Regions from separate parts of the Homo sapiens genome. Here region 2 is linked to region 1. The links are chromatin contacts, found by Hi-C in ENCODE. All regions are on one chromosome and are shown on one strand. Each heading gives the region's core, a stretch centred on a gene start or an enhancer-like site at or near the end of the contact. The rest is flanking DNA. Distances are from core to core; before and after follow the strand shown. Region 1 has its middle 110 kb from the start of MIR4757. Region 2 overlaps LAPTM4A-DT (LAPTM4A divergent transcript).

The links. Hi-C counts contacts between places; a loop is a spot of excess contacts on that map. Pooled maps may share reads with other maps.
Region 2: a loop to region 1 is called in a pooled map of gastrocnemius medialis, with 3 times the contacts of the local background. The contact joins two enhancer-like sites. A Hi-C loop is called at or near these places in 2 of 50 pooled maps.

Annotation. Positions count from the first base shown.
Region 1 is chr2:19,230,083-19,237,224 of GRCh38, forward strand. No RefSeq gene overlaps it. Among named protein-coding and RNA genes, the nearest start is that of MIR4757, 110 kb to the right of the region's middle. Within about 2 kb of position 5,294, at least 2 of the 41 ENCODE cell types and tissues checked have a DNase peak (open chromatin) inside an H3K27ac peak, as active enhancers do.
Region 2 is chr2:20,108,466-20,111,585 of GRCh38, forward strand. All of the region lies in intron 2 of LAPTM4A-DT (LAPTM4A divergent transcript), which reads left to right. Among named protein-coding and RNA genes, the nearest start is that of LAPTM4A-DT, 58 kb to the left of the region's middle. Within about 2 kb of position 1,251, at least 4 of the 41 ENCODE cell types and tissues checked have a DNase peak (open chromatin) inside an H3K27ac peak, as active enhancers do.

The sequences.
Region 1 (7,142 bases), core at 4,044-6,543:
ATCTTCGCAAATGCCCCTCTGCACTTGGTAGTATTGCAAAGTGTTTCAGGGCATGGATTTGGGGGTCAGCTAGGCCTGGGTTTGGGTCTCTGCTTCTCATTATTTTGTGACACTGGGCAAATTACTTAATCTCTTTCATTTTCCACTGTTATTATTATTGCTAACTACTCACTCACCAGCCATCTTCACCCCTGCCCTGGATTGATAGTTTACAATGACATTCTTATTTTAGACTTGAGATAAGAGGTATGAGAAAAATTGATAATTTTCTGGGTAGCAAGTAATGAAACAGCAAGTAGGACTCAAGGCCAGGTGTGGTGGCTCACACCTGCAATCCCAGCATTTTGGGAGGCCGAGGCGGGTAGATCACTTGAGGCCAGAAATTCGAGACCAGCCTGGCCAACATGGTGAAACTCTGTCACTACTCAAAACACAAAAATTAGTCAGGCATGGTGGCAAGCACCTGTAATCCCAGCTACTTGAGAGGCTGAGGCAGGAGAATTGCTCAAAGCCGGGAGATGGAGGTTGGAGTGAGCTGAGGTCATGCCACTGCACTCCAGCCTGGGCAACAGAGTGAGACTGTCTCAAAAAAAAAAAAAAAAAAAAAAAGTCAAGAGTCAAGGGAAAAATCATCATTATCTTAGAAATCAACTAGCCCCAATCTCCTACGCTGTTTTGCAAATAGGAAAAGCAAGGGAGGAAAACTGGATTTTGGCACTGTTTCCAAGTTTCCATTAGAAGTTCTTGAACTCCAGCTTTTTTCTGACTGCCTCCCTACAGTATTATACAGCTCTCAGAAGCAATGAGAGCAGCAGAAAGTACATCACATTTCCCACACAGCTTATAGCATGAAAAGATGTAAGGTATTTGACTTGCAAAGGTCTTACGGGAAATAGTGGGAGAGAGTGAATCTCACCCCTGGGCAAGAGAGAGGCAGCTGAGCTCTGCCATTGGTACAACTGGTATTTTGTGGACCCTGCCTTCAAAGTAAGACAGGGGTTGGGTAAGGATATTGGGGTCACAGTAACAAAATGGGGGATATAAGCTAGAGAGTTACTCTTGAGTATCTATTGCTTCAGCTTCACCAGTCACTATAGGCTTGTGTGTCCTGGGAATCACCATTGAAAATGAAAATCAGTTAAACCTGTGGTTCTTGGACTTTGTGAACAATCACAAATCCTTCCAAGGAAATGTTGATATCTATGTCCTCTCTTCCCAGAAATTGTTGCAAATATATGGGGGCTTCATGAAAACCCATCCTATGATCCCAAGATAAAAACGCAATGTAAAGTAAGAATGACAATGGAATTAGGCACTGAGACAGGTTTAGCACAACAGCTGGGCTCTGATTTAAGTTTTAAGCACTCTGAACAACAAAAAAGGGAAAGTACATTGGTTTAATACCTATAAATCCAAAACATTTAAATCCATCTTTGGAGACACATTTATTTCTAAACTTAAATTCAAGGGAAAAAAATTATCACATATATTTTAATAGCACACAATCCAAAGTCTTCAACTTTGATCCTCTTTGTGCATTGAAATGCACCCTATGAAATAAAGAACATCCCTCTAATGACCTAATTAACTAGCATTCAAGGATAAGTAAAGATTCCTAGTGTCCAAGATCCCTTCTCCCTGGTAAAAGAGAATCCTGTAACTCATCATCAAGAATCCCTTTCCTAGGACATCAAGGCTAGGACCTGATTCAACACCCAGCACACTCACCCATTCATTCATTCATTCATTCATTCATTCATTCACAATGTTTTTCTCTAAGGGCCTTCTCTATGCCAGAAGTTGGATTAGGCATCTGCAACAGGAATTGATAGACAACAGATGAGTGAATAAGATATGGTCAGAAAGAGGCAAATTGGTGAGATGTGATCATGTTTACCTGTGAATCCTCATACGACTAGCAGCAAGTCTACGTTATAGAAGTGAGTTTCCGCGTACTGTGCGGAACTCTTGGCTTCATACCAGCCAGAAGCTCCTTAAAGGTCTGGCCATCGTGTCTATGATACCTGAAGTCCTGATGGTGTCACTGGGTGCTCAGTAAATACTTGCTTAGAGAAGGCTTCTCATCCTTTCTTGAATAGTCAGGTCTTTCCCTAAGCCTATGGATGTTCTGTTTGACCTCTTCCAGGGCTGGAATGGGCCTTGCTTAGTTCCAAGCCTGTTCCTTCTAGTGGGGCTGAGACAATGCTTCTCTTCCATTCCTGATTCTCAGTACTCCATGTGGCCTCCCTGTCACTAGGCACCAGCCAAGTCCTGCAGCAAGGGACCCAGACCAGCGCTGCTCATGCCTCTGACTTCTGCTCATGGTTTCTCAAAAGTAAGAGAATGTTACCAAAGCTTATCTTTCCTTTTCACTTTTAGCTTCACAGAAGAGTTACAAAGGTCATTCTTCCTCTCACTGGATGAAGCAGAGAGTGGGCCTGTGGCAATCAGGAGTCAGGTCATGACAATGACAGACTCTTCATGTTTTTTAAAATAAATATTGAAATTCCTTGTAGTCCCAGCTAGCTACTCAGGAGGCTGAGACATGAGGATTGCTTAAGCCCAGGAGTTAAAGTCCAGCCTGGGCAACATAGCAAGACATTGTCTAAAAATTTTTTTTCAAATGAAATTCCCATTTTAAAATAATATTTAAGGTAAATATTGAAATTATTAAATTAATAAGAATATTAAAACCTGATTTCATTAATGTAGTTTCCAGTTCTTTTTTTTTTTTTTTCTTTTGAGAATTTCACTCTTGTTGCCCAGGCTGGAGTGCAATGGTGTGATCTCGGCTCACTGCAACCTCTGCCTCCCGGATTCAAGCGATTCTCCTGCCTTGCCCTCCTGAATAGCTGGGATTACAGGCATGCACCACCACACCTGGCTAATTTTGTATTTTTACTAGAGATGGGGTTTCACCATGTTGATCAGGCTGGTCTCGAACTCCTGACCTGAAGTGATCTGCCCGCCTCAGCTTCCCAAAGTGCTGGGATTACAGTCATGAGGCACCACACCCGACCTCCTGTTCCTATTTTTAAGAAAAAGTTCCAATCTCTAGTTTCAGGTATTATACACCACAACTGTCATTCTGGATAAACTTTGAAAAAGCAGAACAATATTTAGCATAATTCTTCCTAAAATCAAGCCTGCAGGGAAAATATCCTTATAATTTAGAATTCTGTAATATGCTTTCAGCTATGGAAAATGTAAAAAGCAAAGTCAAGAGACATTCTAGTCTGCACCAGGACCTGGTTCGTTACAGTTCCATGTAACAATAATAGTTCACATTTGTGGAGTGCTCTCTAAATATCAAGCGATATGGTGAGAGTGTTACACACATCATCTCATTTAATCCTCAATAACAACCCTACAACTGAGTTATTATTATTCTCTTTTCACACATGAGGAAAGTGAATTTTAGAGGTTGGTTTAAACATTTGTAAATGACAGAGGTGGGATTAACATCCAAGTCTCTCTGACTCTATAGCTCAAAATCTTACTATACTTAACTACTGTGTTATATTTAACTTTTGCCTCTTATAAGGTGAAGGACCAGATTCTTCCATTTCTGTCTTCCACTTTCCCATGTAATCTGCTACATTCACTGCAAAGGATGTTTTGGTTATGGTTATTATCAATGTCATGATTAAGGAAAATTATTACTATTGATAAAACCAATGTATATATGTATTGTTTATAGTTTGTAATGTACTTGCATAAACATTATATTACTAAATTTTCCACAACTCTATGATATGGGTATTGTCCCAGTTTTACAGACAGAAAACTGAGACTCAGAGCATTTAAATGACTGGTACAGAAAGTGTCAACCTGCCATATCCAGGCAGACCCTGTACTCACAGTACCTTGATAGTGAGAGCCTCCTTAAATTTTGTGTACAAAATACCTCCCACTTGCCTTACCCTAGGCCTGCCCTGAGGCAGAACCAAAGCTAAGTTCTCTTGTTTATGCAGGTTACATTGGTTTCTATTCAACTTATAAGATATTAATGGTCCTAATCCACTGGAAAAGATTGATTCTGTAAGTCAACAATGAGTGAGGAAGCCCAAATACAAATGCAGCCAGAACGCCAAGATGGTTGACAAGATGAAGCTTCTCCTTGGGCCCATAGACTGGGAGGATATTGGAGACAGTGATTGTGAATCATTTATCTCTGTACTTCCAGCCTAGGCCTTGGACCTGACACTCAGAGGATGCCTGATACTTTTTGAATAATGAATGAGTAAATCAATGAATCCAACAAACAGTGCTTGAGTTTGGAGTTATTCAGTATCTTCTTCCCCTGATGCTTCCTCTTTCGACTTGTTCTCAGTGCTTGGAGAAGGGGGAAGGAAGAGCAGGAAGCCTTGCCAAGCCCCTTGCCAGGGAGGACACAAGCGAAAGAAACTTCAGCAAAAGCTCCCACTCCCAACCTCTCTGGTTGTCATGTCCCTTTGGCCCTTGCTGACTCAGTTCCCTAACCTTCAGATGCCTCCCCTCTGTCCTCTTGGAGGTGGCTGAGGAGAAGTTCTTGCACTCACAGGAGAAGGCCATTCATTCACCTTGACTTTCCTTTCTCAGAGTATTCTCTGGGAAAACTGAGCCCTTTTCATCTGCAATGTAGGAGCTGCCACCCTTTGGAGAATGTCAAGATCCAATTTTACATAAAGGGTTTCTTTTATTTCTTATTTCTATTTAAGGGAGAAAGAGAAGCAAGATTGATCCCAGTTTCTAACACAGATTGAAAATGGAGTTTTGCCAATTTTCTGTGTTTTACACTGCCATGCTCTGCTGGCCAAGGTAGGAGAGAAACAAGCAGCCTGTGTTCCTAGAGCATTTTTCTGAGAGCAGAAAGATGTCAGTTATTTGGATAATTGAGTGTCTGGCTGAAAATTTACCTGTGCCACATCTTTGAATAAAAAGGGTTTTGATTTAAAAATATCAGCAAAACAAACAGGATAACAAAGTAGAAATTTCTTTCTGATTTAATGAAATAACTATTTTTATGAATTATATAAGTAATGTTAATTATGATCCAATTCAATCTGCTTATTTAAACATATTTCATAAAACCCTCTATTAATCAGGAAGCATTTATTAGTCTAGTTTGGGTATACAACTGGCTTTCTTGGCTTTTGTTATCTTTGACAATTCAGATTTGTTACCAGAGATTGTCCACATCAGTGAAGTTTCATGAGCATTTTACCAGGGAAAATGTCTCCTGGAAAGATCCTGACACAGAGTAATTTGTCAGGACCTGCCCTGGCTTGAGAAAGGTGAAGAAGCTGCCTCACTGCTCTGAAAGTACAGGGTAGGTACACTGTGAGCTGTGGAAGGGAATGGAATGTATATGGAAAAGTCTTTTGACAGAGTTCCAAAACAGATGAATCTCCACTTGGTTTTGCAATCTTCAGTAGCATTGAGATCTTTCAGCATGCTGCTTCACGTGATAAAATTTTTAAAAGAGGTGAAGAAATTGGCCTGTGATGCAATAATTCCATCCGTGCCCCAAATATCTTGTAAACAAGGAGAGATTTTGAGTGTAGAGTGACTCTTTTCTTTCAGGAGCTTCCAGGGTAGGGTGGTGCTGAAGGAAAATGTTGACAAAGAACAGGAGTCTGATGAGGGCACTCTTCCTTCCTGCCCAGGGAGTCCTGCCAGCCATTCGTGGGCACCCTGACTCCCCTCACTAAACAAGTCTGGACTCAGAGCTGAGAAGGTATCCAGATGCTCCCTGGCCACAGCATTACTATTGGCTGTAAGTTTAAATTATCTGTCTATTAAGACACCCCTATTCATGGATGAGGGCAACAGAAAGCTAGCAAAACTGGGAAGGTGAGAGAACTCAGGTTTTCTGACACTCAGCTGAAGGAATTTACGTAATTCCCCTCTGCTTTTCATGGCCTGGCCCCAGGTGTTTGTGAAGAAAACATCAGCATATACCACCAATATCAATCATGCATTTTTATGCATCATAAGTAGGAGCTACACCATGATTTACCAAATAACTAGCCTATGAATGCCTTGTGGAGTCTCCTCTTCTCTCATCTCTCTCACTTTCTCCCTCTTCTCTTGTGGCTACCCACATACATACACACACATACACACACACACACACACACACACACACACACACACACACACGTACGTATTATCTGAGCTCCTCTTCAAAATCATCCAGGACCATGCCCACTAAAGTGGTCTCTCCACCCAATGAATTATCAAGCAATCCATATTCTAGAATAATATTTGAGGAGGCTGAGGGGCAGTGTGTGCATGCTTCCTGGCCTTATTCAATCAAGCATTCTGCTCTTGGTTTACTGTTTAATCCACCTTGAGCCTTTAGGTTTCATAAATGAAGTTCGTGAATAATTGCTCGGATAAGAATGGAAGATACGAGGGCTAGTAAGCCTCCTAATTTGTAAGATTGTGTATGCAAACAAAAAGTACCATTCTGGCTTAATGTGGTGTGGAGTATTATTCTCTCCACCAGAGATGTCTTGTTACTCCCAAAAGAATTGGAAGCTCTTAATCGAACACCTCACTACCTTTCTCAATGCCTTGCACTTAGTTGGCATGTGCTTAGTTAAGATATTCTGGTTGATGGGATCATTTCAGTGTACAAATAAGCACACAGCAGTTATGCTTCCCTCTCATCGCCACTTACATCCTCCATCCCACAGCCTTTCAGGAGTCCTGGGTAGTCCCAGGTCAGCCCAGCTAATGGGGGGATTAGGGATAAACCCCATTCTCTCTGTTTCCTCAGCTGCAAACAAATGGGGTTGGGCTTCCAGCCTCTAAGAGTCTTTTCTAGTTTAACCCTATGGGTTTATGCAGCTCTGGACTTTTCAAAGATCATTCAGTGAGTTCCTCAGACAGCAGTCTCATAATTTCATTTTCAAATTTTGAATGAGGATTTAAGATCAAGCTTTTGGAGTCTCATTAGTCCTTATGGTCTCTTGTTACCACCTTGATTATCCAAGCTCTTTTCTGCCACTGAGAAAATGTAAACTCCTGTTCTAGGAGTTATGCTGTGATCTACTAAGAGCTGCTCCCCCTGATCCTTCCTGCCCTGCAACGCTTTCCAGTGATCCACACTGAACTTCCTTCTCCTGGGCCCTGAGATGACGGCCTCATCCCAC
Region 2 (3,120 bases), core at 1-2,500, 870 kb after region 1:
CTACTAAAAATACAAAAAAAAAAAAAAAAAATTAGCCAGGCATGGCGGCGTGCGCCTGTAGTCCCAGCTACTTGGGAGGCTGAGGCAGGAGAATGACATGAACCCGGGAGGTGGAGGTTGCAGTGAGCCGAGATCGCGCCACAGCACTCCAGCCTGGGCAACAGAGCGAGACTCCATCTCAAAAAAAAAAAAAGAAGAAGAAGAAGAAGAAGATAAGGAAGTGTCTTATTCATTTTAAGTAAATTTTCCTCCAAAACTTATTGGTAGCTTCCATTTCTGGCTTTTCAGGCACTTTGTTTACATGCTCTCATCTGGGAGGTTGCACAAGTTATTGCCATTTCAGAGATGAGGGCAGGTGACTCAGCAAGGGTCCCATGGCTAGTGAGTAAAAGGGCAGGTCTCAGTATCAAGAGTTCTGCAACCAGCTCCACTTCCCCTCGCTGCCTCTGTCCAAGTAACTCAGGCCTCTGAATGCTCCAGGTGCATGCTACTGTCCTGATGTTACAAAATGTCCCCTTCCTCAGATGTCTCCTTTTCTCTGGTCTGTAACCACCATAGCAGCCTGGGGCTGCTGGGTGTGACTTTCATCCCTACTGTATCTCTCCCATTAGCACACATCAGCGCTAGGGATCTTACTTACCACTGATAGCACTTTGGTTTGAGCACCAGATTGCTCCAGATCGCTTCTTCAGGAAGAGATGGCCGAGCGTTACTCCATCACACCCAGAACCCAGAGTTAAACATTTACCAAGATGCAGTATGTCACAGTGGGCTCTAGGATCAAACTTCCTGGGTTCAAATTCCAGCTCTGCTACTTACTGTATAGCCTTGGGAAGGTCACTTAACCTGTCTGTGCCTTGATTTCCCCATCTATAAAATGCATGTAGTAGTAATATCTAATTCACAAGGTTGTCATAACCATCCAAAAAAGTTAACATGTGCAAAGTGCTTAAAACAGTGCCTGGCACTTAGTAGACATTTGACAAATATAAGTTATTATTGCTAATACAAAGCAGTTTATATGTATCATCTTCATAAGCTCATAAGCTGTATCAAATCCCCTCCCTTTTTTTTTTAAGAATAATACTGTTTGTAAAAAATCTCTAATTATCATAGCATCCTAGAAGATCAGTGTGAGTTTTCCCATTTTGTAGCTGAGACTCCTGAAGCACAGAGAAGCAAAGTGACTCATCTCAGGAAAGAGTGCCAGAAACTGGCAGAATCAGGAATGGTACCTGGGTCTACCTGGTGTTTGAGTCATAAGCTTTCCATAATAATTTGCATCATAACTGCCTTTCTTAGTAAAAATGTTAAAGAGATTAACTTCCTTAAGAAAGTGAGTAGGAGAGTGTTCTGACAGCTTCTGACAACTGGAAGTCCCACTTTTTTTTTTTTTTTTTTTTTGAGACAGAGTCTCACTTTGTCACCCAGGCTGGAGTGCAGTGGCGCAATCTCGGCTCACTGCAAGCTCTGCCTCCTGGGTTCAAGCGATTCTCCTGCCTCCGCCTCCAGAGTAGCTGGGACTACAGATGTAAGCCACCATGCCCAGCTAATTTTTGTATTTTTGGTAGAGACGGGTTTTCACCATATTGGTCAGGCTGGTTCAGGAGTGACCATATTGGTCACTCCTGACCTTGTGATCCGCCCGCCTCGGCCTCCCAAAGTGCTAGGATTACAGGCATGAGCCACTGCGCCCGGCCTGGAAGTCCCACTTTCAAATCTCACTTTGAGAGATTGAATCACTTGATAGTCGGAAGTTTCAGAACCTGAGAAGGCAAGTTCGGAAGGAAGGATTGGACTTCCATTTTTCAATAAGAGATGCCTGAGAGGCAAGGGCTGTCCATTATCACTGTTCATGGGTATTCTGGTGATCTATTGCTATGTAACCAATCACCCCAAATCACAGTGGCTTAAAACAACTATAATCATTTTATTACCTCTCACAGCTCTGGGGGCTGGCAGGCCTCAGCTGAGTGCTTCTCACGCAGGGTCTTTCATGAAGTTGCAGTCTGGGGTTGGAGGCATATGGACAGTCTCCTCATTCACATGTCTGGTGGCTGGTGCTGATTCCCCTAATGGGGAATCATCAGCCAGAACAGCTGCCCGTGGCCTCTCTGTGTGGCTTGGGCTTCCTCACAGCATGGTGGCTGGATTCCAAGAGCAAGGGATACAAGATCACTGGGTAGAAGTGCATGGCATTTTTCTGACCTAGCTGTGGAAGTCACATAGTGTCTCTTTTGCAATGACTTCTACTCATCAAGGTAGTCATAAAGTTTCTTCCACTAAGGTACAAGGAGAGGCGACATATACCTCTCCTGGACTCAATGGGAAGAGTGTCAGGGAGAGCATGTGAGATGAGATATACTTTGAAAGTACAATCTGCCACATGGGCAGGCTCTCCTGGGAGAACTTGCCATTTGGAGGAAAAAGGTGACGAATAGCGAATGTAGGCTCTAACAAGGACCCCTCCCTGTAGTCATATCTGATGGTAGTTCCTTCAGGGAACTGGCCACAAGAGACACGGTTGGCAGCAAGATTTACTGCTCTGCCAAAGCTGTCATTGAAATAAATAGGATTAGGTCTGCAGTGACTTCATTATCCGGACTGCTCTAATAACATGTAATTTGCCGCCATGCTGTGACCAGCAAAGCCGCCAGGGCATATAGTGGGAATGCCTGGTCACCTGAGAAGGGGTTCCATCCCCTGGAAATCTTACAGGTCTTTGACCTTGTCCACAAGCAGACAGATCTTACTTCCTCCTCCCACCGGCTTCTTTTATGCAAACAAAAACTGGAAGCAATTTTGCTTTTGAAGCTCCTGAGTCAGCCGAAGCCCCAGGAAATGTCCTGGTTCTTCCCCCAGCCTCTCTCCCTGAGGTCCCCATCCCAAGCCTGAGAGCTCTGGAAATCCAGTTAAAACAGTTGAGAGTTTTCCTGCCAGACAGCACAAGTGTGCCGGGGCCTGGCTCCCAGGGGGCCTAGGCCCAGCCTCGAGGCAGGCTGATGCTCTGTGCTAGCCTCAATACAGTGCTGGCCCAGCCTAGCAAGCCCTGCTAAAGGGTGGCTCTGAAGATGTGGAGCACGGGCCCTGGGATGGTGGGAAGTCCTCCTGTGTAGCTGG